4 separate regions of the Homo sapiens genome follow, and regions 1, 3 and 4 are each linked to region 2. A link is a loop called in an ENCODE intact Hi-C map of the cell type or tissue named here. Cell type or tissue: gastrocnemius medialis. All regions are shown on one strand. Region 1 overlaps POPDC3 (popeye domain cAMP effector 3). Region 2 overlaps PREP (prolyl endopeptidase). Region 3 overlaps POPDC1 (popeye domain cAMP effector 1). Region 4 overlaps PREP (prolyl endopeptidase).

What was found. A loop is a pair of places that touch in the nucleus more often than their neighbours do. Peaks named below come from ENCODE experiments on the same cell type or tissue, not always from the same donor. Only the 100,000 strongest peaks of a DNase experiment are listed, where the experiment ranks them.
Region 1: a loop joins it to region 2, with 4 times the contacts of the local background. A loop is called at or near these places in 3 of 110 quality-filtered maps.
Region 3: a loop joins it to region 2, with 4 times the contacts of the local background. A loop is called at or near these places in 2 of 110 quality-filtered maps.
Region 4: it touches region 2 in a loop (4-fold over the local background); 3 of 110 quality-filtered maps call a loop at or near these places.

The regions. Positions count from the first base shown.
Region 1 is chr6:105,163,302-105,165,801 of GRCh38, reverse strand. All of the region lies in intron 1 of POPDC3 (popeye domain cAMP effector 3), which reads left to right. All of the region lies in intron 2 of POPDC1-AS1 (POPDC1 antisense RNA 1), which reads right to left. Among named protein-coding and RNA genes, the nearest start is that of POPDC3, 15 kb to the left of the region's middle. In gastrocnemius medialis, no CTCF peak of the experiment used is centred here; a DNase peak (open chromatin) is centred at 1,181; H3K4me3 peaks cover 331 bases; H3K27ac peaks cover 2,500 bases.
Region 2 is chr6:105,325,343-105,327,842 of GRCh38, reverse strand. All of the region lies in intron 9 of PREP (prolyl endopeptidase), which reads left to right. Among named protein-coding and RNA genes, the nearest start is that of PREP-AS1, 48 kb to the right of the region's middle. In gastrocnemius medialis, no CTCF peak of the experiment used is centred here; DNase peaks (open chromatin) are centred at 222, 802 and 1,372; H3K27ac peaks cover 2,500 bases.
Region 3 is chr6:105,101,342-105,103,841 of GRCh38, reverse strand. All of the region lies in intron 7 of POPDC1 (popeye domain cAMP effector 1), which reads left to right. Among named protein-coding and RNA genes, the nearest start is that of POPDC1, 35 kb to the left of the region's middle. In gastrocnemius medialis, no CTCF peak of the experiment used is centred here; a DNase peak (open chromatin) is centred at 1,451; H3K27ac peaks cover 2,500 bases.
Region 4 is chr6:105,275,499-105,277,998 of GRCh38, reverse strand. It overlaps PREP (prolyl endopeptidase), which reads left to right. Exons shown (of 15, transcript NM_002726.5): 15 at 1-2,500. Among named protein-coding and RNA genes, the nearest start is that of PREP-AS1, 2.3 kb to the left of the region's middle. In gastrocnemius medialis, no CTCF peak of the experiment used is centred here; a DNase peak (open chromatin) is centred at 1,418; H3K27ac peaks cover 2,500 bases.

The DNA of each region.
Region 1 (2,500 bases), 160 kb after region 2:
TGTGGGTTGCTTAGCAACCAAAACTCACTCAATACCACTGACTACCCAAGTTGTTGTTTTTAATCAAAGCAATAAACTGTTCTTAAGGAGTTCAAGGTTGTGAACAGACAAAAGGATTCCCTTATGCATTTGGGGTTGTGCCAGGCATTTTGAAAAAGTGATGCCCCAGCTCCTCTGTGTTTTTGCACTTAAACATCTTGGACATTTGGAGCCCCCCAATTCTGTGCCCATAGATGACAGAAGATGTTACAATATCTGTTACATTGGATAGAGAGTGAGAAGGGAGAAGGCAGAGTGCTTGCACTTCTGTACCAATGTATTAAGCCAAACTTATTGAGTGCTAAGGCTCAGAAATACAAAAGCATTTGTCTTTGCCCCTGCTGCCCCTGAGAATTTCAGTCTAGGAGAGGAAACCAGTCAATATTGAATAATACAGCAAATTATTCATGAGCGGCTCTCTGTGTCTCCAGCAGTATTCTAAGAGTTACAGACTGAACAGTACAAGAACTTATAGGGTAAGTCTGAAATATCCATGGTTAGGATTTTTATTTTCTTGGCAAAGCAGCCCTGGAAGAATATCCCACTTGGGTTCCCCAAAACATTAATATTTGATTCACAGTCTTGAGAGCTGGCACTGAATGTTGGAGAGGGTCTAAAGAGGGGCGGACGGGAATTGGAGCTCCATGCCACCACCTGTTTTACCTGAAGCCAGAGACTCAACCAATCTGTGCCCTTCTTTTCTCATTTGTAAGCTGGACATGATGATTTAGATTCTGCCTCCCTCGTGGCAATGAGATAATAAATGCAGAAGTTCTGTTGCAATAAATGCAGTTTCTAGCTAATTTGCCAGCAGGTTTACTTTGCATTTCATTGAGCATCCTTGTATCTTCATTTACATTTCCTATTCCTTTATAACTCGTAATCTTAACAATTTAAAGAGAAAAAAACCCAGATGAGCTTGGAACAACTGTGTTTATTTGCACTTAAGTTTGTCTTCATCATTTGTAGCTCAGTGTGCTAACTTACTTTGCAGTGAAGATCAACTCTAGTGCTTAGGAAAGAAATCCATTGTGCCACTTTGGCATGTCAGCATTTATTTACGCAAAACATGACCTCAGGCTTACAGGCCTTTAAGGCAGACAGCTGGTTGATGAATCATGTTGGACATTCATATAGTGCTGCTGGCACATGTCAGAAGGACACTCCTGCTCATCACCTGCCCCTGTCAGTTCTTCCACTTCTAATAAAGCATATCTGTTTTGGTGACCAAATAAAAACACAAGTGAAGAAGGGCTGGGTGTGGAGTAATTTAATCAGGGCAAGTCAGCACGCTGCATTGAGCAGTACAGTATCAAGGATAAAAAGATGGTTTGGTAACAGCTGAATGAAACGAAGTAGATTAGTAAAGATGGAAGCACAGTTCCCCTTATAATCATAATGGGTCATGACCCTGGAATGCAGAAGCCCCAATATATCCTACAAATCAAGATTTTTAAGGAGACAGGATTCCCAGAAGTTCCCTTCTGAATTGCCACGAACGTTTTACATGGCCTTTCTCTATTAGCATCATTTTAACATTTCGCTGAGGATTATAAATTTTTAAGGAAGTTCAAACCAAAGTTCAGAGCTCCACTAGCAAATCTTTTTAAACTGGCTTTCGTGGGTGTGTTTGGTATCCTGAAGAATTGATTGATTTAAAATACCCTAGTTTTGAAACAGCAGGGAGACTGACATTTGCAGCCTGGTATTTTGCAGTTCTCACTACTCATTGTATTTGAACAATAATTTTTCTTTGTTGTAATACCCAGTAGAATAAAATTTTGTGCTTTGTTTAAAAGAGGAGAAATTGAACATGTTCAGGATGCTGGCCTGTCTTCAATTTCATCACCATCATCTCGTAGATTGATTGATGGGGAGAATAATTAGGGATATGCAGCATGTTTGAAATGTATTTGAAAACAAGCAAAAACAACAATATGACTATAAGTTGTAAGTCTAAGCTTTTTTTTTCTTTTTTTTTAAATGATTCACCTGGCAGTGTTCTTGAAGTCATTACTTACTGAGAAAAGAATCACTATCCAAGATGAAAAATCAGGAACTTCAACAACAGCTCCTTTATTTCCATTTCTACTTCTGTTGGTGATTACACTGTTCCATTTTTTACTCCAGCTAAGTCATTTTCACCTCTGTATTTTTTCTCCTATGGGGCAAGATCTGTGATATCTGATAGTTTATTAACAGGTGTGCTGGAAATAATCTATTTCAAAAATAAAACACTAAATATAGCACACAAGTTCAAGGCTTTTGAATGTTACCATGGTTTTAAAAAATCAATGTCATGAATGCTTTACACTGAAATCATTTATTGTTAGGAAACTGGGTGGCAAATGATACATATATCCTGTAGCTCTGTCATCATGGCTAATGCTCTCCTGACTCAGATTACATATTAGCATTTCCACCATATGGCTGAAAGGGTAGAGAATGTATGTGCAGAGGA
Region 2 (2,500 bases):
CTGGCTCAGTTAGCAGTTTGCAGTTGACCAGGCAGACCCTGTCCTAAAAGCAATCTGGCTGAAAAAAGTCTGCACTTTCCTTATGCACATATGTTGAACTCCTCCAAAGTGCTTTTTGTCCCACTCAGTTTTGCTGCAGTCGTTTGGTCATTAGACAAAAAAAGCAGTCTTAGGGGAGAGCAAGGCAGGTGCTCAAGTGGCCCTGTCCTCCTCTTGGGATTTGGCCAGTTGACAGTGATGTCTCATCACTGTTATTTTGAGCCTCTGAGTCACAGAGCAGGCAATCCATAAGGAATCTTATAGTGGTGGTAGGTTGCTGTCAGGGTTATTAAAACCAAAAGAATGATGTTCTGTAAATAGGTCTGATAGTATACCTTGAAAACCTAGCCAGGCTTTACTTTCCCAAGCACCTTGCAGCGGATCAAGAGAAGCTAGGAAAAGCACCCACAAGAATGTGGAAACCATGCAAGGGCCAGAAGCCAGGAAGTGACCGTTCGAGAATTCGACTTCAGGGTGTCCTGCACCTCCCCCCATTCCCTCTTCCCCCTAGAACCTGGAGTACAGCAGCAGCCAGTGGACAGATGAGGAAAATCATTTCTTCTAGATAGCCATTCTTAGCCCACTGCTGCAGGGCCCACAGTTAATTTCCTCAAATTTACACTGGGTACAGAAGTTTTACTTTGGAAAATTTCGTATCTTAAATAGTTTAAATGGATAAAGGGCAATGAGGAGGGCAGTGAGGGTGACTCACCTGCTCTTAAAAAAAGCTGGAGTCCCCAAAGGCCTGTAAACCTCCTTCAGTGACCGCATGTGACCATTTATGTCAGGAACAAGCTCATCATTACCTGGGGAAGAAAGGGCTTATTGTCCAAGTGTAAAATGCTGGGTTCTGTGCCAAACAATGAAATATTACCCGTGACTGTGGCTGTGAAATTTGAAAAGAGAAGTGTGTTCCTCGTTCTGTACTGCCAGGCATTTTCTGACCAAGCTTTAATTTTCTGACCAAGCTTTGTCTGTCTCCTTTTACTAGTTTTGCCTCCATTTTTCTCTTTTCTCTGCCGAATGCAATTTGATTTCTAAAACCAGAGAATGGGGCTTCCGGATTCAGATCTTGTGAGACCAAATGCAAAAACAGCCATCAGATAATTAGATTAGATCTCATGAAAGCATGGATTGTCAGTGTGGGTATATACACATAGGCTCACAAGTAGTCTTGCACTGGTGTCTGAAGGCTAGCTGTTCACTACTACAGTAAAGAGCAGAGGTACTCAATTATATGTAAAGCCCCAGGGTCACAAATAACTGCAGCTCCAGCTTCCTGCTGCAGACATTTGATAACTCTGGCAGGTGCACACCAGCTGACTTTGTTTTCCTTGGAGGTACATGGTGAAAACACATCTTGAGCCCAAGCCATTTATGACTTACTTTGGCACCTTGAGTCACATTTGGAAAAAAACAGGCAGCCATAGCAGCTTAGAGCACAGTGCACTTATTCTCTGTGGTTCAAACCACTTAGTGGTTGAACCGGTGAACTCTGTACTTGTGGAACCTTGGAGAGTTGCCTAGGGTGAGCTCCAGACCTGCGTGTTGTAATAATCCAGTAGAGCAGTCCCATATGCATGGCTCTGGGAGTCAGGGGTGAGAAATCATAGAAAAACCTTTCACGGATATCAGGGAAAGGCAAAACTTTTTGAGACTTGTTTTTGTTTTTTTCTTTGAATAATGTTAAAACCCAACCTAAAATCAGTTAAAACAAAATCTCCATGGGTTACAAAGTTTGCCGCCTTTTTACATACGTGACTTTTCGGATCCCCTGATTCTTGTTTTGGTAGGTTCTCCTAGAGTTGTCTGTCTTTCTCCTGACTACTCCTACTTCTCCTTACATTTATTTCAGATTACACTGGGAACATACCAACTGATCTCCCTGCCTCCTTCTCAAGTCCAGATACCTTCTCTGGCCTTAAGGGACTTCCACAGTTCAGTTCTCTTTTTTCACCCTTAAACTTTGAAATTTATTTCCTAGCGATCACCTGACCAACTCTGGTTTATGAGTCTAGGATGTTTTCTTCAAACCCCACCTTCCTTGTTCTTATCCTCTGAGCCAAATCAGATGGGACACAAAGCATCATTAGATTATAGGGATTCACATTATGCTGTGAATATGCAATGGGCTAACCTAGATGGATCTATAAACAGAAAGTATCGATAAAATATATTAAGTGCCAGTACCTTCAGGTTTAACACAGCCTCCTTCAAGGTACCACTTCTGGTGCACAGGACAGAAGAATAGGGAGGTCAGGCATTTGAAACTCTTTCCGTGTACAGTAACCAGCCCCTGTTGCATATTTATTTCATTCTGTGGTTAGATTTGATGTCTCAACCTTTCTAGATAAACAGGCATTTAGAGTATATTTCCTACTCATTGTCTTTCACTACAGAACTTGCATTCTAGTACTTTGGTGCCTTGTCTCAGGTCACTGAGCTAGCAACTTTCAGAGCT
Region 3 (2,500 bases), 220 kb after region 2:
AAAATGCAAAGTATAGGTGAGAGAGTTGGGAGGGTCAGATACCATTGTGGCTCCAGAGTATAGATACCTGCCTCAATATAACTGTAGGATGTCCTTCCTGGTATGATAGATGAGCTTAAAAACTAGAAACCAGTTAGTCCTACTTCCTCAGACAGAATAAACTGGGTATGTTTCTGTTAAGCGTGTTACACAATTATGTCTATATACTATATATTATTGACTTGATTTAATGCTCTTAGACATGCCATCTTATTGTTTGTTCTGAGAGTTTTGTCTCATTGTAGATACTCAGCCTAAGTTAATATTTATGAGACCCAATGATAACTTAAGGCTAAAAATATGATGGAAACCAGGGCTTTTTTTTTTTTTTTTAAAGACAATTTTGCCACACTCAAGAGAGCTAAGATTGAGAAACACAAACCCACATTTGAGCACAAGGCCCATTTCCTTTATTGGCCATTCTTATGAGCAATGATGAATTTTAACAAATTTTCTCATTATTAAGTCCATAGCCTTCCAAAGACCATAGTAATTGATTTTTATGTTCTTACAAATATTTACAAAGTGGTTATTACATCCCAGGCACTGATCTAATAACTTTACAAATATCAAGTTGTTTTATCCTTATAACAACCATATGAAATAGGTGCTGTTCTTATTATTCCTATTTTACAGGTAAGGAAATTAAGGCACAAAGAAGTAACTTGTCCAAGGTCGCACAGATAGAATTCATTGCCATTTGAATAGACATTGAAGTAGAGGTTGTGTTTCGTGTGTTTGATGTCACCTGCATGGGAAAGGGGAAGAACTCGCCTGAGAACTTCCCATGCTGTGCCCTGTGCAGAATTGGGTTCTTGGACCATTTTATTAGATGCTTCTTTTCTACAGTTTATGTCAATAGTTGTCATTCAAGAGACTCAGTATTTTTGCTGTAAATGTCTGTAAGTGAACAATTTCCGTATATATACAGCGAGTATACATTAGCTGTACCACAGTCTAGCCCTGCATATTTTTTTATGTTAGAGGATGTGACTGGTGGTAGCATTTCCCCAGATGTACGGCAGTGACTGTACAGTTAATAAGAAATGACATTTAGTCACATGTTCTATAGGCCCAACACCCTGCTAAGTACATCCTATGCATTATTCTGTTTAATCCTCCTAACAATCCCATGGAGCAGATCCTAAGAATATCCCCTTTTTATAGATATGGAAACAGAGGCCTAGAAAGGTATAGTAATTGAGTGCAGGTTGCAGAGTAGGGATTTGAACTCTGGAACTGTTTGCTGAGCCTCTGGTCTTGACCACTCTGCATGCTCCCTCCCCCTGTGCCATACCAGGGGCCAGGAATGACCACTCGTTCATGGCTGAGTGCCAGGGCAAAGCCTTTGCCGCTGTCTCAGCCTCCCTCCAGGAGCAGCCGTGTGACATGCTCATAGCCCTTGGCCCTCCTTGCTGGTTGTGGCATTCTCCCTGTGCTGGCCAACCCAGCTGTCTGCTCCTGACTCCTGCCAGTGAATGACAGCTGATCTTGACAAACTTCTGTGGTCATCTTGTAGCAGATCTGCTTCATGTCTTAATAGATCCTCCACTCGCTTTTGCTGTGAGCATGTATTTAAAGAGCCAGGTTTCACCCGGTATCCCTCCACCATCAACCTTCTCCCCAGCTGAGTTCAGCATTTGTGGGCTGCCGGAATGCCACTCCACCCTGTGATTGGGTAGCGAAGATATGGGTGTGGGCAGAGCAGGTGGAAACCCGGACAACATGGATCCTGACAGTGATGGTGGTGACTGTAAGGAGGGGAGTTTATGCAGTCACGTTAGCTGCTCATTAGGCACCTTGAGAGGCCTTTTGATAATGACTTCTACTCTTACTTTTAGATAGTATTTTCTTCTACATCAAGCATGGTATCCATTATATGGTAGATGCTTGATAACCATTTGGTGAATGCATGAACCAGTGAGTGACTGAATGAATGAATTGCTGCCTGGTTCCTTTGATTAAATGGCATCCTAAAAGGCCCTGGGGTTGCCTTTTCTCCTGCTGCTGCCTGGGATTGCGTTTCCTCTACTTGGCTTGTCCCTCCTGAATGCCTGGCCTTTCTTCCTCTTCCCCTGTCTCCTTTGCGTGTAAGCCCAGTGGGTGGCTGGACTCCATGGTGGAGGCAAGAAATGTTTTAGGTGATATTACAGATGGTGATTAGGTTCCATAATTTTGGAATAGAAGTATTCTTTGGGGAAATTAGGAGTTAAATCAACTTTCAAGGGCTAATATGAGACTCAAGCCCCCATGTATGATATTAATGTAGGAACATGCGTTCTGAGTCCTAAGCAGACTGTGGGGCAAACCCCTGGGAACTGAATATATTTGAGAAGCTCAGATCATCCAAGCACATGCGGTGGAATCTGTCCCTCATCTGTGCTCCTGACTGAGAGTCTCTTCTTGACTTGGTTATTTTATTGAGATGCTGGATTGAAATAGAATGGTTTATGGAAATTGT
Region 4 (2,500 bases), 50 kb after region 2:
AATTTTATCTTTTTTAGGCTTCTCCTTTTTAGCAAGGCCTTGGTGTTTCTTTTTCCACCCTGTCTAGGCACATGTGGTTTTTTGGTGTTTTTTTTAAGGGCATGTTGGGATAAATAGCTAAATGGCAACAAACACATTGTGAATATTAGATTGCTGAATTAAGGATCATAGTCGGGCATACTTATCTATATCCATAACCTCTATATCTTTAAATAAATGTGAGAACTGTTCTCATGGAGAAGACTTCTTTGCAACAATAATAAATGTTATTTAAGAATGACAGGCTTTTACTTCCGGTTTCTTCATATTGAGGGGCAACTCCAGAAGTGGAGTTTTCTGTGAGAATAAAGCATTTCACCTTTCTGCAACAAGTTAGTTTTCAAGCAGTTAAGTCATAGAATGTTTGTTAGCTTTGAAAATAAGTTGTTCATCCACTCTGTCTCCCTTGTTTGTTTGTTTGTTAGAGGTGATGAAGCTGTCAGAGGGGGTTCACTGTCATAAACAAACACTGACCACTTAGTTGGGTAAAAATCTGATCTGGGGCTCTTTTGGTTTGGATGCCTCCTTTCAAAAATCACTGGGCTGGAAAATTCAGATTATTCACCTATTTGTATATTGATTTGTTTACAAAGTATTCCTAGAAATCAGAGTTCCTTGGATCCAAGGATCCTTGGTTCCAAGAGATCACATGAGTAAATTATCCAAACAAACAGATACATATATCCAAGCATTTCTTACAGTCAGAAATTTCAGCATTTCCCAAGCTGTTTCTCCTGCATAGATCACTCCTGGAAATAGAAATAGTCATACTTACTTACTGGAAAAAAAAAAAAAAAAGTTTTGGTTTGCCCACCCCCAAGATTTTTAAGATATACTATTCCTTAAACTTTCATCCATAAAATTTTTTTCAAGGCATATATTTTAACATTTCATGAAACAATGTTCCTTTGAGTATCAGTTTGGGAAATGCTGATCTAACTTAAAACAGTTTTTTTTCCTTTGTCTTGCTTTATCAGATGATATGATAAAAATTATTATTTTATATAGTATCTTAACCTTATATAAAATAGCTTAAAAGATTACTTCATTATTCCAATAATTTGTACTTTTCCAAGTAAGTCCCATCTTCCAAGTTGTATATGTATGTGCTTTTAAGAGCACTCTCTCATTCTCTACGTTTCAAGTTATGGTCAAAAATTAGACATACCATTTTCTATCAAGCATATCACTGCATACCAAGCATATTGAAAGACAGCTATATGGCTTGGTTTTTCTCTACTGGAATCATGTTTTCCGTTACTATTTAGTACGGTACATAATACAGTTGTCATTGAGTATAAGATTCACCATAACTCCTCTGGAAACAAAGTGTGCCAGTAGCTAGTGTTGCATGCTGAGACTCTGTCGTCATCACCATCTACTCAGATACTGATACTAGCTAGCTTTGGTGTAACTGCTGACCAGCATGGCAGGAAAGAAAGAAAATACATTTGCATGGTCAAGCCAGAGGCAGCCTCTTTCCTAGACTAGCTGTGTGGTGTGAAGTACAAATAGCTGAGTTGGACCCACTGAGTCCAGAGCATTTTCAAGGTTGCACAGAATCTAACCATACTTTCTGAGGTCTGCTTTACAGCAGAAAATACAGTGTGTAGTGTGTGAGCTTCAGATATCAGGACTGGGTTCAAATCCCAAATGTCACTTAGCAACTGATGAGGAGGAGGAGGAATACAGTAATACGTTTTTAATGCCTAGCATGATTGGCCTCCAGTTACGAGTTCTCTTTTCCAACCTAATTTTTGTGTCTAGATTTTCACAGGACAACTAATCCCACCAACTAAAGGTATTTTGGGGAGTAGGGGGAGCTTTAAACATTAGAAATAAGACTTGAGATTGGGCTCCTACCCAGAACTCTAAGGGATTCTTCTCTATTTGATCCCACTTTTCTGTATCCTGTGCTCTGCCCTTTGGCTCTTTCTTATGATTACTCTCTTCTAGCTATTTTGAAATGCACAGTAGATTATTGTAAACTATAGACACCCTACTGATCTAACACTAGGTCTTCTTTCAAACTGTATATTTGTAGGCATTAATCTCTTCATCCTCCCTTTCTCTGCCTGCTTTTTTAGCTCCCACATGAGTGGAGAACATGGGATATTTGTCTTCCTGTGCCTGGCTTATTTCACTTACCATATTGACCTTCAGTTCCATCCATGTTGCTGCAAATGACAGGATCTCAGTCTTTTTCATGGCTAAATCATATTCCATTGTATATATGTACCACATTTTCTTCATCTGTTCATCTGCTGATGGGCACGTGGGTTGATTCCCTATCTTGGCTGTTGTGGATAGTGCTGCAGTAGACACAGGAGTGCAGATATCTTTTTGATATACTGATTTCCTTTCTTTTGGATTCATACCCAGTAGTGGAATTGCTCGATCACAGAGGACTTATATGTTTAGTTTTTTTAGGACTGTTTTGAAAAAGAAAAAGTTGTACATG